Regions from separate parts of the Homo sapiens genome. Here all the other regions are linked to region 1. Evidence: read pairs that join two places in POLR2A ChIA-PET (ENCODE). Cell type or tissue: MCF 10A. All regions are shown on one strand.

The links. ChIA-PET counts read pairs that join two places held together with the same protein. Peaks named below come from ENCODE experiments on the same cell type or tissue, not always from the same donor. Only the 100,000 strongest peaks of a DNase experiment are listed, where the experiment ranks them.
Region 2: POLR2A ChIA-PET joins it to region 1 with 5 read pairs; 2 of 35 experiments call an interaction of 5 or more read pairs at or near these places.
Region 3: POLR2A ChIA-PET joins it to region 1 with 5 read pairs; 1 of 35 experiments calls an interaction of 5 or more read pairs at or near these places.

What each region holds. Positions count from the first base shown.
Region 1 is chr15:63,475,302-63,477,801 of GRCh38, forward strand. No RefSeq gene overlaps it. Among named protein-coding and RNA genes, the nearest start is that of USP3, 28 kb to the right of the region's middle. RefSeq lists an enhancer at 1-97. In MCF 10A, no CTCF peak of the experiment used is centred here; a DNase peak (open chromatin) is centred at 1,090.
Region 2 is chr15:63,335,936-63,338,435 of GRCh38, forward strand. The region is part of intron 8 of CA12 (carbonic anhydrase 12); the gene reads right to left. All of the region lies in intron 1 of LOC124903506 (a long non-coding RNA gene), which reads left to right. Among named protein-coding and RNA genes, the nearest start is that of CA12, 45 kb to the right of the region's middle. RefSeq lists an enhancer at 2,294-2,500. In MCF 10A, no CTCF peak of the experiment used is centred here; no DNase peak of the experiment used is centred here.
Region 3 is chr15:63,371,350-63,373,849 of GRCh38, forward strand. All of the region lies in intron 2 of CA12 (carbonic anhydrase 12), which reads right to left. Among named protein-coding and RNA genes, the nearest start is that of CA12, 9.2 kb to the right of the region's middle. In MCF 10A, no CTCF peak of the experiment used is centred here; DNase peaks (open chromatin) are centred at 362 and 1,162.

The sequences.
Region 1 (2,500 bases):
AGGTGTTGACGCTCCTTTTTTTTTTTTTTTTTTTTTTTGAGACAGAGTTTTGCTTTTGTCACCCAGGCTAGAGTGCAGTGGCACGATCTGGGCTCACTGCAACCTCCGCTTCCCGGGTTCAAGTGATTCTGCTGCCTCAGCCTCCTGAGTAGCACACACCACCACTCCCAGCTAATTTTTGTATTTTTAGTAGAGACGGGGTTTCACCGTGTTGGCCAGGATGGTCTGGATCTCTTGACCTCGTGATCCGCCCGCCTTGGCCTCCCAAAATGCTGGGATTACAGGCGTGAGCCACTGTGCCCAGCCTCCTTTTTAAAAATAAAATTAAATAAATAAAATATTCTTGTTTTCAAAGAGCTCACAGCTCAGGTATAGGTACAAGCAACTGACTACACAGCCAGATAAGTATTATTTTTAACACGGTGTTTCGTAGCTTAGACTGTCAATTCACATACCCACATGATGTCCAGCGACCCTCATGGGAAGCATTCCCGCAGGGGAGAGAGGAAGGGCCCTGTGCGAAGCATTCTGCTCTTCCACGCCTGACATCGCATGGAGCCTTGGCACAACCCCTTGAGGAGCACAAAGGAGGGAGTCCTAACATCTCCTTGTGGGGGATGGGCAAAGCTTCCCAGAAGTATGGGTAGAAGCTCTTCATGCAGAAACCAGGAAGGCAAGGTCACTGCCATTTCTTCCGCTGTGTCATTTCAGCGTGATAGGCACTTTTAGCTTTAGCTAGAAGGAGGGCAGGGGGCTTGAGACTGGCCTCTTGGCCTTTCCTTTTCCACTGCCATCTGAAAAGCCCTAACTTTTTTACATCTATCTTCCTGCAACAGCTCCCTCCAGAAAATCCAGATGTCTAAAGTGCTAGCAAGCAAAGGGCTAGTGGGTGTGCTTTTAGCCGACATAGTCTGGCTTGTGAACAAATGTTAAGAAGGTCTCTTTTTCCTCGCTCTCTGCCATCCATTTTTCCTCAATGACTATTTTCCTAGAGTTCATCATGTGATAACCATGACAGACCAGGGATAGATGAGGGAGGAGCCATCAATGAGAGACGTCATCTGTCCTCACTGAGTCAGTGAAAGAAAATGTTAGGCTGGAATCAATGACTTATTGAGCATGAGGTCAGAGGGGAGGAGATTTACATTTGTCTCTTAAATAGTGGTGAGTGAGAAAGCAAGTTCTGGATTGGAATTCAGCAGAATGGCTTCTCCCTAAGCAGCTGGAAGACCAGGAGCAGGGAGGACATGGGAAGGGACCCTCAAAAGGAAGCAGAGACATTAGCTAGGTGCTGGGGGTCTGGAAAGGCAAGAACCTTCAGGCAGCCTGGGTGGTCACTCGGCTGAGCCAGCACTGAAGGAGCTCTGGAAGGAGGGATAGCTAGTCCTCCCGCCCACACCAACACCAGCACCGATGTGGCTGCCCCCTCTGGTGTCCTCCATGGTGGGAGCCAGGTTGAATGCTGCTCTAGGACACTTTGTAGAGCACCCATGGGGATACTGTCTCTTCAGTGGACTTCTGACTGAAGCAGGTGGAGACCCTCCCTCTCCTCACCAGCACTGGGATCAGGCTGTGGCCAGGAGCCGGATGGAAAGGCAGTTTCATGTTTGCTCACATAAGGGTGACTATTCGGGGCCAGGGGCGGTGGCTCACGCCTGTAATCCCAGCACTTTGGGAGGCTGAGGTGAGCGAATCATGAGGTCAGGAGTTCGAGACCAGCCTGGCCAACATGGTGAAAACCTGTCTCTAGTAGAAATACAAAAAATCAGCTGGGCATAGTGGCGCATGCCTGTAATCCCAGCTACTCGGGAGGCTGAGGCAGGAAAATTGCTTGAACCCGGGAGGTGGAGATTGCAGTGAGCCAAGAAGCTGCCACTGCATTCCAGCCCAGGCGACAGAGTGAGACTCTGTCTAAAAAAAAAGAGTGATTATCCAGGCTGGTTGCAGTGGCTCATGCCTACAATCCCAGCACTTTGGGAGGCCAAGGTGGACTGATCACTTGAGGTCAGGAATTAGAGACCAACCTGGCCAACAACGTGAAACCCCATCTCTACTAAAAATACAAAAATTAGCTGGGCATGGTGGTGTGCATCTGTAATCCCAGCTATTTGGGAGGCTGAGGCAGGAGAATCACTAGAACCCAGGAGGCGGAGGTTGCAGTGAGCCTAGATCGCACCACTGCGCGCTCCAGCCTGGGCAACACAGCGAGACCTTGTCTCAAAAAAAAAAAAAAAAAAAAAAAAAGGCCAGTCGTGGTGGCTCACACCTATGATCCCAGCACTTTGGGAGTCCGAGGCTGGTGGATCACTTCAGGTTAGGAGTTCAAGACCAGCCTAGTCAACAAGGTGATATCCTGTCTCTACTAAAAATACAAAATTAGCCAGGTGTGGTGGCAGGCACCTGTAATCCCAGCTACGTGGGAGGCTGAGGCAGGAGAAGCGCTTGAACCAGGGAGACGGAGGTTGCAGTGAGCCGAGATTGTGCCACTGCACTCCAGGCT
Region 2 (2,500 bases), 140 kb before region 1:
CTCCTTGGGAAGCAGCCGCACTTGCTGCCTGTGTCTTTGGGAAGTGAAAGGGAGGGGAGGAGAATTCTGGCCAAGCTTCTATAATCAGCCTCCAGATGGACAGGTTTTCCTTGGACTGCCACAGAGTCTCACTCAGAGGAGAAAGCTGGTCCCAACCTGGGCTTGTGGAAGCACCAGCTCTGGGCAAACCGTGGAGGAAGAGCAGTGGCAACGCTGCATTTGGGCTTTGATCTTGACGTCCTAAGCTGGGAGATGGTCTCCAGACTTCTGCTTAGAGGCCCCTCAAGCTCCCCTATCCAGACTGGGAGAATCTACTGAAGCGCTTGGCTAAAAACCTGCCTACGCTGCCCCACTACAAGCAGCTGCTTAGACACAAGCCGGTCTAAGAAGATGGCTAATTATCCCCAATGCCATAGTCCATCGTTACAAGCGGGGGTTACTTTTGGATGTCAGAGTCAAGCTCCTGCCCGGTTTCTTCTGATCCTCTGTAACTGCCCTCAAACACTGTCCCTGCAATGTAAAGTCAGGATTGGCAGTTGTTAGTGTCCACTTAACCATCACAACATATTAGCACCGAAAGGACATGAGATCACCTAATCCAACCTGGCTTTTTTTTTTTTTTTTTTTTTTTTTGAGACAGAGTCTCACTCTGTCACCCAGGCTGGAGTGCAGTGGCATGATCTTGGCTCACTGCAACCTCCACCTCCCGGGTTCAAGCGATTCTCCTGCCTCAGCTTCCTGAGTAGCTGGGATTACCTGGCATTTTGTGGCTGAGGAAACCAAGGCCTGAAGAAGGGACACGATTTGTCCACAGCCTGCAGCCAGGAGGAAGCAAAGCCAGGCCTTGAACCTAGGCCTCCTGACTGTAAGGAGAATATGTGCCACCCCTTCCCTGGGTGTGCATAGGTGAGCTCAGAGAACAGAGCCGGCAATGGGGTCCTGGGATCGCGAGCAAAATTCTATCTGATCTATGTGGGCAAAGTTCCTAATCTCCTGGCAGAGTTTTTATGTTTTTGGTTTTAAGAGTTGAAGTAGTTCCATTTAACCCTTGGATACTACATTCTCCACTTAGAAGAATGAGAAAAGACAGCGTTGTATCCATAACAGATACATTCCATGCACTCAGTTCATTTCCTAGAAAAGAAACTGTTAGTTATCATCACATGGATTTTGAATTTTCAGGAAGGCTACTGTTCACAGATTCTGTTTTCCAACTGAGAAACTGAGGAAAGAGGGAAATGATCTTAATTAGTTGTACCTGGAGAGGAGAAAACACAAAAGACAAATTCTTGGGCAGTTCTTCATGAAAAGACAGAGAATGATGTAATCCTGACCGTAAGGATGGGTCAGTTTCTAAAGCTTCCTGGAAAGGGCCTTCAAATACAGTCTCCATATGTTCAACTAAGTTTAGGAGGTGATCGTTATAACCTCATATAATAAGAAAGGAACCCAAAAAAGTGCACCAGGTGAGACGAGGAGAGCAGATTCTGACAAGTGGGTTAACGGGTTTCTTTTGTTTTTGTTTTTTGGTTTTTTTTTGAGACGGAGTCTCGCCCTGTCACCCAGGCTAGAGTGCAGTGGTGTGATCTCGGCTCATTGCAACCTCTGCCTCCTGGGTTCAAGCGATTCTCCTGCCTCAGCCTCTTGAGTAGCTGGGATTACAGGCATGTGCCACCACGCCCGGCTAATTTTTGTATTTTTAGTAGAGACGTGGTTTCACCATGTTGGTCCGGCTGGTCTCGAAATCCTGACCTCATGATCCACCCACCTCGGCCTCCCAAAGGAGGCAAGACACCGTGCCCGGCTAATTTTTGTATTTTTAGTAGAGATGGGGTTTCACCATGTTGGTCAGGCTGGACTTGAACTCCTGACCTCAGGTGATCCGCTTGCCTTGGCCTCCCAAAGTGCTGGGATTGCAGGTGAGAACGGGTTATCTTTAAATATGAACGCCAGGCCCGGTTTGGTCCACACGTGATGCTGGGGATGAAATGGAACTGCACAGACCAGCCATGAAGATTCCCAAGCTGGGAAGCAGTCGAGAATCTACAGTAAGAAAGTGAGCTTGAAAGTGAACTCAGAGGTCTGAAGAGGGGTGTGGGCCCCAAAAGTGCTCCCTCACCCCTTTCCCCTGATGCCCAGTTTCCAGCAGTGTTGATGTAGGCACTGAGCAAGGAAAACGGTTAATGTTCTACTGGGGAGTTATTGGTTACAGCTGTGAAAGGGAGACCCGAGCCCTTGTAGCATTAGGAAGAAACCAAGCTATTAAGTTTTGTTCAATTGGGAACTTATGTGCTTGTGCTTATGCAAGCTCCAAGGAGGTTAGACAAAAATGCAGTGCACAAGGGTGCTTCCTTGCCTAACAGGCCCTGCTACATTAGACATGGTTGTGGGTTACACTCACTGTTTTACATCTAACATAGGAACATTCTTGCTCATTTGGTGGTGGTGCATGAATCACCTGGCCAGGCCTAAGATAGGCTGGCTGCAGCCTTTGATGCCA
Region 3 (2,500 bases), 100 kb before region 1:
AAAAGGAATGCACAGCACTGCCCGGCTCACACCGAGTCCTGCCAGAGCCGAGGGCCACGAGGGCTGGCCTGCCGCAACAGAGAACTGGGCAGGCTGACCTGTAAGCATGTGCGGCCACAGCCACAGCCAGCCACCTGGCACCCCCGTGCCAGGCCACCTTCTTTCCAAGGTTTCCTGAACAGGATGGAGGGGCTGGCCTCGCGGGTGCCCTGTGGGGCTGTGATAGGGGTTGGCGCACCCTCCAGGAGGAAGGCTTGTCATCCATGTTCTTCTGCCATCCCATCGCGTTTAAGACTTTGCAGATCTTGAGCAAACAGGGGTTTTCATCTATTTCTCAACCAGCTCACATCCAAGAAGCAGCAAGCCAATATCTGATATCATCAGGGATGAAACACCACGCCCATTCTCAGCTAACATGATGTGCTCTCGGGTCTAGCTCCAATACAGTCATTCTTTCTGGTTGCTCTGTTGTTTTGAACACACTAGGGTTTTTTTTGTTTTGTTTTTGGGTTTTTTGTTTTGTTTTGGTTTGGTTTGGTTTTTTCTTGGGGAAGGACTAAAAAAGCTATCAGAGTAAGGATGAATCTCCCAGCCAGCTGGAACTTTGTAACTCTTTTATTGAATATGAAATATATACCGAAAAGTGTGTAGACCATAAGCAAACAGCTGGATGAATGCTCAAAAACTGACTGCAGCACCCACACCAAGGACCTGAACGTGCCCACAACCCTTCCTGCCTCCTTCCGGTCATCTTCATCCCCCACAGGGCACATATTCTGATACCTTAGCAGGCTGGAGTTTGTCCTTAGCTCACATGACAACCTGACCTGCAGCTGTCCTCAGTTCACAGCAAGTGAAGCTGCCGGGCTCAGCGGGATTGATGCGGGACTGATTTCCGGCGGGGAAGGTCCATGTCACATCATCCCCAGCCTCTCTCTCATGATGCCACCTCAGCCATGCTAAGCCCAGCAGCCATTCAGCTGCTGTTTCAGCACCCTAGGAGGGGCTCAAAGAGGTGGCGCTGGCCCCATCTTGGCAGTCAGATGGTCCTCCTCTCTCCAGGGAGGAGCCATCCATGCAGTCAGCCTGGTGACTCAGCTATGAGGATGTAGGGGTAGAACTCCCTTTTTTGTACTTCTAAAAGTCCTACCATGTGTGCCAGACAGTGGGAGGCCCCTGGAGAATGACTCAGCAGTGTACGTGCAAAGAAGCTGAGTTCTGCACATGAGCCACCATGCCCAGCACGGAGCCTTTGGTTGGACTTGCCCCATTCAGTGCGGCCCTTATTGCTTGGAAGCCGTTTCCCTCCAGCACTTATGCTGGGCCCTCTGTCTACCTGTGCAGCCCTGAGCACAGGTGCCAGCTGCCAGCCAGGACCTAAGGAGGAGCTAGCCAAGACCTCAGGAGGAGTTTGCCTCCTTAGCTGTCTTCCATCTGTCCTCTCCTGCACGTCCCCTCTGAGGGCTGACTCCACATCACACATGCCCATGTCACTAATAAAAACCAGACTTGCCTTTGTGCTTACCCCATGCATGTCCATGCATCATTAGACTCTGCCCTCTGCTTCCTCAGCAAAGAGCTGCTCTAATTATGCAGGGTAGGAGGGACAGAGGGCTGGCCAGAGCTAGTGGTCAGGGAGAAATGCTTCTGGACAGGTCAGTGTGGCTGCACTGAGAAGCCCGCCCTTGGCGAACACCACGTCATGATGAAGAGGCAGTTAAGATTCTCTTCCCAGCCAGTCATGGTGGCTCACACCTGTAATCCCAACACTTTGAGAGGCCGAGGTGGGCAGAACACTTGAGATCAGGAGTTCGAGACCAGCCTGGCCATCATGGTGAAACCCCATCTCTAATAAAAATACAGAAATTAGCCGGGCGTGATGGCACACCCCTGTAATCCCAGCTACTTGGGAGGCTGAGGCAGGAGAATCCCTTGGACCCAGGAAGCAGAGGTTGCAGTGAGCCAAGATCACGCCACTGCACTCCACCCTGGGTGAGAATGAGACTCCAAAAAAAAAAAAAAAATTTGTCCTCCCACACCTTCACACAATGTCTCTGTTCCCTGTCGCCATCTCATTCTGCCCAGGAGGGCTGTAACAGAGAGATAGGGATAGAGGACCCCGTAGAGATGTGATCTGTGTTTCTATCATACCTGAGAGGCCAGCAGAAGAGGTGGGGCAAGCTTCCTCTCTCTGGATAGACAGGTCTTGGGAACCATGGGTCAGTGATTCTCTGATAGAGTGCAGCTAAGAATCACTTGGGGAGTGCGTTAAGAATACAGGTTTTTCAGGCTCCCTCCCTTTCCCAGGTCTAGCCCAAGGCCTAGAAATCTGCATTTTGGGGAAGTATTCCAGGTGATCCTGATGTGGGTGATCCCAAGCCGTAGTTTGAGAAACACTGGTCTAGACAACCCCTCCTCCAGGTTACAGATGGGGAAAGTGAAGTCCTGGGGCTGAAATGGCTTACTGGGGATCATATGGAATAAAGCCCAGAACCCAAGT